Regions from separate parts of the Homo sapiens genome. Here region 2 is linked to region 1. Evidence: chromatin loops called from intact Hi-C (ENCODE). Cell type or tissue: CD14-positive monocyte. All regions are shown on one strand. Links, peaks and the distances in the headings refer to the core of each region. The heading gives the core; the rest is flanking DNA. Region 1 overlaps CASR (calcium sensing receptor). Region 2 holds the start of CD86 (CD86 molecule).

Evidence for each region. Hi-C counts contacts between places; a loop is a spot of excess contacts. Peaks named below come from ENCODE experiments on the same cell type or tissue, not always from the same donor. Only the 100,000 strongest peaks of a DNase experiment are listed, where the experiment ranks them.
Region 2: a loop joins it to region 1, with 3 times the contacts of the local background. A loop is called at or near these places in 1 of 110 quality-filtered maps.

What each region holds. Positions count from the first base shown.
Region 1 is chr3:122,230,983-122,236,368 of GRCh38, reverse strand. All of the region lies in intron 1 of CASR (calcium sensing receptor), which reads right to left. Among named protein-coding and RNA genes, the nearest start is that of CASR, 50 kb to the right of the region's middle. RefSeq lists an enhancer at 2,810-2,899. In CD14-positive monocyte, for the core only: a CTCF peak has its summit at 3,104; DNase peaks (open chromatin) are centred at 2,638 and 3,148; H3K4me3 peaks cover 1,922 bases; H3K27ac peaks cover 2,785 bases.
Region 2 is chr3:122,052,783-122,058,168 of GRCh38, reverse strand. It overlaps CD86 (CD86 molecule), which reads right to left and starts at 2,807. Exons shown (of 7, transcript NM_175862.5): 1 at 2,666-2,807. The coding sequence starts at 2,679. It also overlaps a transcript of ILDR1 not described here. In CD14-positive monocyte, for the core only: no CTCF peak of the experiment used is centred there; DNase peaks (open chromatin) are centred at 278, 2,748 and 4,998; H3K4me3 peaks cover 3,333 bases; H3K27ac peaks cover 3,046 bases.

The DNA.
Region 1 (5,386 bases), core at 155-5,154:
AGAATCATGAACCAGCATTTAAAGAATGAATTTTGGAACATGCTACATTCAGTTGCCTCTATGAGAAGATTCTCCATTGCTAAGGACACCTGAAGCTGTTCTGGAGGAAGACTGTCTGGAATAAACTTTCCCCAAATAAGCCCATGGATGTTTCTAACCCTGACTTTGATGCTGGGTCAGCCAATATATCCTCACACATGGTGGAAACCCATTCAATTGATTTCTTTTAATGTGGTAACCCTCAGAAAGAAACTTCTTGTTACTGTAAAAAGAGCCTCCTATCTGTTGGGCATGGGGCCGGGTGCAGGGAAGTGAGTCTTAAATTGTGGTCCTTGGACGAGCATCAGCACCATCACTTGGGAACTTGTTAGAAACACGAATCCCATCCCAACCTACTGAATCAGAAACTCTGGGTGTGGGACCAGCAACCTGTGTTTTAAGAAGTTTGAAAGCCATTGCTAGACCGTCTTTCATATGCATCTGTCCAGGGTCATATTCTGTTCTGAGCTCTAAAAATTGTGTTTCCTAAAAATGATTGTTTAAATGTAATTTTATTTATGTATTATCATTTTTAGAGACATGGTCTCACTATGTTGCCCAGGTTGGAGTGCAGTGCCATGATCATAGCTCACCGCAGTCTAGAACTCCTGGGCTCGTGATCCTCCTGCCTCAGATTCCTGAGTAACTAAAACTATAGGAACATGCCACTACCCCAGGCTATTTTTTAAAAAATTTTGTAGAGACAGGACCTTGCTGTATTGCCCAGGATTCTTCTGATACTATTACTTTTCTCCAAGGATAACACAGCCAAACAAAAATGTATTTTGAATGGATACACAACAGTTTCCTGTCAATGTCAATTCATTCTTCGGTTTCCCTGAAACCTTTCTCCTGCAAAATAACTGCTAACATCTTATGAAACCAGTATTCCAGGAAAGCACAGTTCAGAAGTCATTGCTGTAAAGTTAGGGTAACTTTCTGAATCTATAATCAATATGCATGGTCTGTGAACTAGAGAAAATGGCCACTAACCATAGATAGACTACTTCTCACCCTCTCTTCCCAGCCACATGCAGGGGATTTACCTATGTGGTTATCATTTGCGTCTACCTTTCCGAGCAGAGTCTTGGGTGCTCTACTTTACACTTAAGTCTTTCATTATTAATTCCCTTTTTAAATTTGTGGAATGAGTATATATTCTTCACAATCAATCCATCAGTCCCAGATGGGAAGGTCTGGGACCCTGTTTACCTGCAACTGTTAGAAGTCACAGCACCTGTGACTGTTAGAAGTGTCCAGCACTCCCTGGTCCTTCTCTACTCTCCTGCGAGCCCTTTCTATGAGCTCTTCAGGGGCTCTTTCTTTGGGAACTGAAATGGTCCTAAACATTCCACAATCTGTGCTGATGCAGTGCACTCTCAGTGTCTCTCTGCCTTCTTCGGCTTTGCCCAGAAGAATCAGGAACCAGCATTTAAAAAATAAATCCTGGAACATACTACATTCAGTTGTCTCTATGAGAAGATTCTCTGTTGCTAATGACACCCGAAGCTGGTCCGGAGGAACACTGTCTCAGATAAACTTTCCCCAAAGAAGCCCACACATGTTTCTATAAACCTGACTTTGAAGTTGGATTAGTCCACATAGCCTGAGCCTCAGTGAGTGACTCCTGTCCAGCTGGTCAGGGTAAGAGATGACTAGGGTCAGCCTGCTATACAGAGGCCTTACAAATAACTCTTTCCACTCTGATTCTTCCATTACTTATTTGAAATAACTAAATTCCATTTGAAATAAATAAAATTCCATCCTCTCATGTTTGCTTTCTTCTTTCTTCTCTCCCTCTTTTTCCTCCATCCTCCAGCAGTTTCCAAACTGATTTTAAACCTCTCAATCTGTCTAATGAGAAGTAAGCTCTTTAGAAAGTAATGGGCAAAGGTTATTATTCCTCTTCTTATTCAGCTGTGCCCACGTGTTGGTTACATTACACCAGGGGCCAGCCAACTACATTCCATGGGCCAAATCTGGTGTGCTTGTTTTTATAAATAAAGTTTTGCTGAAATACAGTCATGCCTAATCACTTGCATTATATCTATGGTTGCTTTTGTGCTGCAAGGGTAGATTTGAGTAGTTATGCCAAAGATTGGCCCACAAAGCTTGGAATAGTTAATATTTGGCCTTTTACTGAAAAAGTTGATTGACCTCTTCATGAAACTAAGCACAAAGAAAACCCTACTTTTGCCATGAACTGGACATTTCCATGACTTTGGAAACAGTTATGCGCCTGATGTGAGCAATGGCTTCTCCAAGTTGAAAGGAGCTGACTTCACCAGCTTTCTCAATCAGAGGAGTAAGGGTCCTCTAGTTTGTTTTGTGTCCAGAGATAGAGGTCACTTCTTTCCCTTGGTTATCATCTGACTCAGGAGGCACCAGGAGTCTGGTTTGTTTACCACTGGCTCACATGAATAGAGTAGGTTGTGTGGTGGGGACTCCCCCCAGTGAAAAACTTTTAGCTAAGGGTGGGAAGTCCAAGCTGTGAATCTGAATCAGCAGCAGCAACAATTTTTGTTCCCCTTAGATACTGTCAAATGGGTCAGTTCCACCGGGAGCTGGTTACCTTCCTGTGAAGATGGCTTTAAGGGGAGGTGGTGGCGTTTGGTTGGGAAACAGAAATACCACAACCGCCCAAGTAGCCCATGCGTAATCTGGGTGGGGCATAGACATAAAAGGAGGAAGCCCAGACTTCAAGTGAGAGAAGAAACATTCGCTCTGGAGACAGTTTTAATTCCGTTCCCACATCATCAGGTGGACAAAATTCCCCTGTGAAGTCGCCCTCTTGCATTTCTCTTCCTCATTTTCTCCTCCGCTACTTCCCAGCTCTACTCCCCAACACCCTGAGGCCCAGAGCAGGGTACCTGTGGTGAGATTAGAGAAGAGCAGGGAAGGGGACTGATGTCAACTCCATCCAGCCAAAGACCCCCAGGACTGGGCTGGAACTGGTGAGACAAGAGAGACACCAGGAGAGCAAAGTGTAGGGTGGCATTGCTTCTCATGGCCAGCCCTGCACTTGCATGAGGAACACCCTGTGCTTGGACAGGACATAGCAGAGAAGGAGAACGGTGGGGTGTCTCACCGACAGGGTGTTAGAAAGGACTTACAGGAGTGCGGTTTGTGGTAGGCGATTTTGGGGACGGTTTAAGGAAGTGGAGCTTTGCATGCTGTCAGAAGCAGGGGTAAATTCTATGATTCCATATCTTAATAAATCTTGTCTAGAAGGGAGGAAGACTAAGTGAGACTGAAGCTGTAAGGGTAAAGGAGTAGCAGTCACTCCTCCGAGCCAGAATAGGGAAATGTTTGGTTAGTTCCATGGTTTGGACAATGTTAACGTTTTTTGTCTGTGTTCAGACATGATTGTGGAGTGGTCTTATTTTTGTCTTTATCATGGTCACAGAGACATCTTGCTTGCTGTTGATGTTCTGTGAAGTTGTTTATGTTTAACAGGAGAACGCCAAGGCCTAGCTTATGGGACCACCCAGATCCAGGTTGTCAGGGGCCACTTTTCTCTTTCTCAGCAATCACTTCACTTTCTTTGAAGTCACAATATCACAGGATGGTAGAGTCAGAAAGGGCTTTCGAGATCATCTAATTGAAGACTCTCACCTTGAAGATAAGGAAATGGAACATGTGAGCTGTTACCTGCCTTGCCAACAGCCCACAGCCAGTTAGCATCCCACCTGGCGATTCCTGGGCCCTGCATACACTGGCCCTGCCTCCTCTCCGGCTGCATCTCCCACACCACTCTCCCTCTCTTGGCACCTAGCCTGCCCTCCCTTCAGTTCCTCCAGTGGGCCAAGTTCTTTATTGCCTTGGGCCCTTCCCATCCCTCTCAGAATGCTCTTCCACCCCTCTGACCTGTGCCTCTTGCTTAATTCATTTCTCTTCATCCATCAGGGATGAGGCATTCTTCAGGGATCCTTCAGTGGCTCAAACACCACTTCTCAAGGAAGCCCCTCCTGGTTCTCCAGGCCTCACTCTCGTGCTCTCTGCATCTGCGTGGCACTTCCCTGCCACAGTCCCTCTTGCTCTTTATGCAGCCAGGGACCTGGTCTGTCTTGTTCATTGCTGGCATACTCAGGACACAGCAGACACTTAATGAATGGCTGCTTCACTTCAAGCCCTGTGGAGGTTCTATCACTAGAATTCTTTTTATAGTACAATAAAAAAAAGGGATTGTGAATCTTTTCTTGGGGTTGCAATATAAACTTACAGTCCAGTTGCAAGGAAAGAATACAACAAGCTGAAGTAAAACTGCTGAGGTGTTGCAAGTAGCTGGAGGGTGAATCTGATGATCCCATCCCCACGTCGTCCTTCCTGCGATGGCTATCTGGACATGCGGGTGTGCTGGAAAGGCCAGTGCACAGCCAGGAGCCCTTCACACCCCTGAATCACAGAGAGGTCTTTGGCTCAGGGGTGACTGTAATCTGAATCTGCCTATCGGTACTGCTCAAGCCCGTCGGTATTTACAATGTTAGAAGAGAATGCAAGGTAAATTGTTTAGTGTGAAAAAGGCTATAAAATGAGATAGTCCTGAGAGTTCTTTGATTTTTTTTTTTTTTGTGAGTGGGAGGGGGGTAATGGGTGTCTTTGAGATGCTGATGAAAATTGTGGCTGCTCTTTCCAGAAAAATGCACATATGCACATAATTTCTTCCAATTCAGATGTTTCATGTACCAGAAAGGCAAGGTTAAGTGACTAGCACGAGATTACAGAGAGATAGAGAAAGAATGGAAGATGAGTTTCCTTATTCCCCATTTAGTAACCTTTTCCTTATGTGCCTCTGTCTCCTCATTGTCCACACAGGAATAACAATAGTACGGTTGCTGTAAGGATTATATTAAAACAATACTTGTAAGAATTTAGCATAAAGTCTACCACATAGTAAATGCTCAAAAAACATTAGCTCTTCGTATGATGGTGATAGTGTCCCCCTCTCTCTTCCCAAACAGTGCCTTTACTAATTGAATTGATCAGCATGATGACTTGCCACCTCCTGACCAGTCCTAGAATGCCTAGTTTAGCCCACTCGTGGGATGGCCACCTTCAAACAGCAAGTGTATGATGCTGAGACAGGACTGGGGCAGAAAGTCAGGTAAGCCACCCAACAGGTGGGCCAGAGGAATGGTGTCCTCTGAGACTGGTTAGCATCCTGTCTGCATGGTGGATGGGATTAGCTGCAGGACACACTTCTCACTTCTACAAGGGGATCATGATCATGACACTTTCTGATGTCTCTAAAGTGACTGCAGGTGGATGATGACCCTCAAAAAGCTGCAAAAATTCTGAGTGGATGGTAAGCAGAACACACAAGAAGATCCTTAGGGGACAGATGAGT
Region 2 (5,386 bases), core at 95-5,094, 180 kb after region 1:
AAATCACTTTTCCTCTGTTTCTTAATCCAAACAGTAATAGTAATAAAAACTACTAACAATTCCTGAGTACTTAGCAGGATATGGATTATCTCATTAAAATCTCACAACTACTTTACGACATATTACCATACTCCCATTTTACAGACAAGAAACTGGGAATTACAATGGTTAAGCAACTTGTCCAAAATCACATAGCTAGGAAGTTGGGGAACTGGTATTCAAACCCCAGCAGCCTGGCTTCAATGTGCGGCCACTTAGCCACTGCACTGTCCTCCCTCTCAATATGCAACTCACCCTAGAGAGCCATGCAATCACTTCTGTAAAATAAGGGAAGAGTGCTGCAGCCTGTTCTAAATATAAAATTCTATCAGAACATGCCTTTCAAGATCTAATGAGTTATGGGTAGAGTGGGTGTATTTTGAAGAGGATTCAAGAGATGAAGAAAGATAAATGCAAAGGGCTAAAGCCCTAACTATGGAATCTCACAACTTATAAATTATCACACATCACTAGATGGTTACTTCTCTGAAAAAAACCAGCTATTGTTTTTTTTAAATCTTAAATATTTAACTTTATTTTTCTGCCTACAGATGGGATTCAAATTGAAAAGCACACAGTAGAAAATACAAACTACCTATATTTCTGATTAATATTGTTTGTATACATGTATCATGTATAAAAGTGATAGCACTGTTCGTTCTGCATTTTTCCCCTTTAACTAAACACATTATGAATTGTTCTACAGTGGAATTTTAAATAATTACATGGTATTCCATTATGGATGTTCCATAATCATCCAATCACTTGTTTTTAAACACGTAAATTGTTTCTAAGATTTTCCTTATTAGAAACAATAGCAAGAAAAATATCCATCACTAAAACTTTACAAACATGTATTATTATATCTTAGAATAAATTCCTAAAAGGTGAATTGCTTGGTTAAAGGGCATATACATTTTAAAGGCTTTTGATATGTATCACTAGATTATTGTCCAGAAAGATGATATCACCACTAGTGCGCAACTAGGGTACAAATAATCCTCCCTTCTTAGCAAGATAGAGGGTTCTTGATTGCTTGCTTTTTAAAACTTAATATTTATCTCTTTGATAGAGAAAAAATGATACTTCACTGTTGTTTTAATTTGTATTTATTTCATCTCTTATGAGAACAGACATTGTTTAATGGCTATTACTGGTTCATGACCAATCTTCAGGCACTGTGAAACAAAAGGAATCTTAACAAGTTCAATATAGACAGCAGCCTATGGTTTTTTAGACCTCTGCAGACAGTGCTAGCATAATTAAGTAGTATCCCCTCTATGGTACCACAAAAATTATAAATTTTGAAATTCTTTTTTTCTTCATACAAGTATAACGCTTCAAAATTCCACTGGAGCAAAAGGAATCTTTACTGGAAAATTAAATTTTAATCTTCTGAAATAAAAGCAACAAAGCTTTTTCTCAAACCAGTAAGCACTGGGTAGATGAAAGTTACTTCGATTTTCAAAGAACAGTAATTATAAATACATAGTGACGGCCGGGTGCGCGGTGGCTCACGCCTGTAATCCCAGCACTTTGGGAGGCCGAGGTGGCCAGATCACAAGGTCAAGAGATCGAGACCATCCTGGCCAACATGGTGGACCCCGTCTCTACCAAAAATACAAAAATTAGCCGGGCGTGGTGGTGGGCGCCTGTAGTCCCAGCTACTCAGGAGACTGAGGAAGGAGAATCGTTTGAATCCGAGAGGCGGAGGTTGCAGTGAGCTGAGATTGCGCCACTGCACTCCAGCTTGGCGACAGAGCGAGACTCTGTTTCAAAAATAAATAATTAAAAATAAATAAATACATAGTGACTGGCGCCAGCTGCCACCACCCAAGAGAAGGGCGGGTGTGACTCCTTCCAGGAAGTCTCCACAGCATGGAGAAACCTTCTGGCGCACCACGAAGCGGGCAGGAAAGATTTTAGCTCTACCCCTTATGAATAGTGTGAACTTGGGCAAGTTTTTTAAGCCACAGTTACCCCATCTGTCAAAAAGAATGATGATGTCTTTCCAAAAGTCATTGTGAAGAATAAAATTCAATGAAATAGCACTAGTAAAGTACCCAGCACATCATGCATGTTCAATACATGGTAACTAATTTAATCACTCTACCTCCTTCCACTACCCAACCCTGCCCAGAATCTCCCATGGCCTGATTATGACATATTAACTGAGTTTTGCATTTTCTCCTTATACCTCTTTTTTCTCTTTCTTTTTCTTGATCTCTCTCCCTCTACCTTCTCTATCTCATTCCTCCACCCTCAGACCAAACTGACCCTGGTAGACAAAAAACATATTCCCTGTTATTTGTCATTCTTATGCAGATATTTTAAAAATTCCTGATTCTTCACTAAAATCAATGACTGTAACATTCAGTATTTGAATAACAGATTTACAAAACCAAAATTAGGCACCTAAAAATATATATAACTACCACCAATGAACTGCTTTGGGCATTGCAAATAATTCTTGCCTTTATGTGCCAAAGATCTTTTGTAGAAAAAGAAAGCTTCTCCACTTAGGAACTAAGTGAAGGACACACATCAAAGCACCATCTTCAACCTCAGCCTTTCACTGCAGTCACAACTCATAACTTCTCTGCAAAGAATAAGAATTATTACTCACCACTGGGGATCCATTTTGGCTGCTTCTGCTGTGACCTAATATCTGGAAATGACCCCACTCATCCGTGTGTCTGTGCTAGTCCCTGTTACAGCAGCAGAGAAGCAAAGCTTTCACCCTGTGCAAGCCTTCCTCGGCAATGACTGTATACCTACCCAGCTAACTTTCTTTAAGAGAAGCTGTTCCTCTTTTCTCTACAGATTTTGACCACACTTGAGGAAGAAATTTAACCCTTTCCTTGCAGTTTAAACTCATTGACGTAGGTCTATATGTATTAAAGAATATATAATTCAGTAGCTTGAGTTCCAGACATGACGTTAAGATGAGCCTGAATAAAAAATCTCCCCTCTTGAAATTCCCTCAAAAAACCTAGAAAATAAAATAATTAGAAAGAGAAAACAAACCTCCGCAGCAACAAAATAGAATAAAGAGGCATTCTACAGATTTTGATAAGATAATAAAAAGTGATTTATTGTGGATGTGGATTGGGAGTGAGTAGCCACCTAACCCTGCCAATTTCCACAACCAAAGTGTGGAGAGTTTCACTGAGCTGGGGTGGGGGGATGGGAGATGGGGAGATGTTCTGTAAGGACTGCATAACCAAGGAGGGCAGACAGAAGCTACTGCTTTTATTATTTCATTCCTACTATAGCCAAGGATTACATTGATGAAAGCGAATATTCTGAAACAGAAGTCTGAAAAAAAGGCAGCATTATAAAATTAATAGATGTCCCTAAGAGACAAACATAGAATTAATCAAGCAGAAACTATACTAGAAGATATTTCCTCGTATGAATTAAAATGGGCATCATCTAGAAACTCAAACTGTTTAGTGTATCAAAGCAAAAGTTATGAAAATCGATTCTCATCCAGACAAATCATTTTGAACATTTTAAATTCCAAAGGCAAAGCTAAAAACAAAATGAAAACAGAATGACTACAGAGAAACAAAAAACAACTTGGCATCTTACTCAACCCTAAATGGCAAAAAACAACAGAACAATATCTGCAGAATTTTGAATTAGCATTATCTACCTAGATAAGATGCCAGTTAAGTGTCAAGTCAATAGAAATATGTCACCAAGCAGGCAAGAAAACAACAACTGCAACAGAAATACCACCACCAAGACAGCCTTCCTAAATAAATTATTTAAGGATATATTCCAGAATAATAAATGAATTAAAATAGCCTTAAAATGGAGAAGCCATGGCTGAAAACACCAGTGCTGAGCTTTAAAGCAAGTTAAACATGGAGAAATAAGGCTAAATAATTATAAATTAGTTTAGACCAAAATGCTAAATAAGAAAAACTTATTAGAAGTAGATTACATATATTATTTCAAGGAAGTTTAAAAATAGCAGATGACATCACTGCTAACTAGAGCAAGGAAGCAAAATCAACACAATTATTAATCTTCAAATAAGAAGATAGAACAATGATTATTTTATCAACTTTGATAATTTCATCTGGATTTGAGAATTTTAAAAAATGAAGACAGCAATAATATAAGTTATCTATCTTCAAAATTATTGCAGAGCAGGAGTGCAAATAAAATAGTATTTATAACTACATAACACATCAGAAATAAGATGAGATAAAAAAATCCATGTAAACCTCATTTGTTATAAATATTAAATATTAAAGGTATGGGATGTCATTTTTCAGTTTCTTGGTAGCAGTGTACACACTCAAATTTCCATTTCTTGGTATCAATGCATACACTCAAATTTTTATTTAAGATAGCATAAGCATTTTCTCCTGTTATCATAAACTTTTTAGTAGTCATTAAATAGTACATTAATAGTACATCAAGTATACACTGTGAAAGCTGGCTGTAATGGCACATACCTGTAATCCTGGCTACTCAGGAGGCTGAGGTGGGAAGATTGCTTGAACCCAGGAGTTTGAGAACATCTTGGGCAACATAATGAGACCTTGTCTCATACACACAAAAAAGGTATATATTGTAGTAAAATTATCTTCCTAATATCAGACAGTTTTAGCTTTTAGTATTTTTATATTACAATTTTCTAATTAATATATTTAGTATATACATTTAGGAGTTTTTAGTATTTATTAGTTATCCATTGCTGTATAACAAATTATCTCAAAATTTATTTCCTTAAAACAATAAATGTTTAGGGATTGATATCCAGAATATATGATTAAAAAAACTCCTACAACTTTGCAGAAGAAACAACAAACAATTAAAAAGTAGGCAAAAGAGTTGAACAGACATTTCTTCAAGGAAGATATAGAAATGGCCAATATCACATGAAAATGTGCTCAAAACCACTAGTCATTAGGGAAATGCAAATCAAAACCACAGTGAACGTCAGCAAGATGGCAGAATGAGAAACCCCAGCCTGTGCTCCCTCCCAGAGAGACACTAACTTAACTATACACAGACCAATTCCTTTTGTGAGAAATCCAGAAGCTGGCTAAGAGGCTACATCACACTAGGTGAGCAAAAAAAACAACTGCACTGAAGCCAGTAGGAAAATTCACGGTATACCCTCACCATAGTCTGTCCTCTCGGCACAGGGCCACATGGTTAGGAGGAAATTCCCAGTTTTTGGCTTCTCCCTGAAGAAGAAATGAGAAGACTAGACCATATATCCAAAGTTCTGACTTTTTGGCCGGGCGCGGTGGCTCATGCCTGTAATCCCAGCACTTTGGGAGGCCAAGGCAGGCGGATCACTTGAGGTCAGGAGTTTGAGATC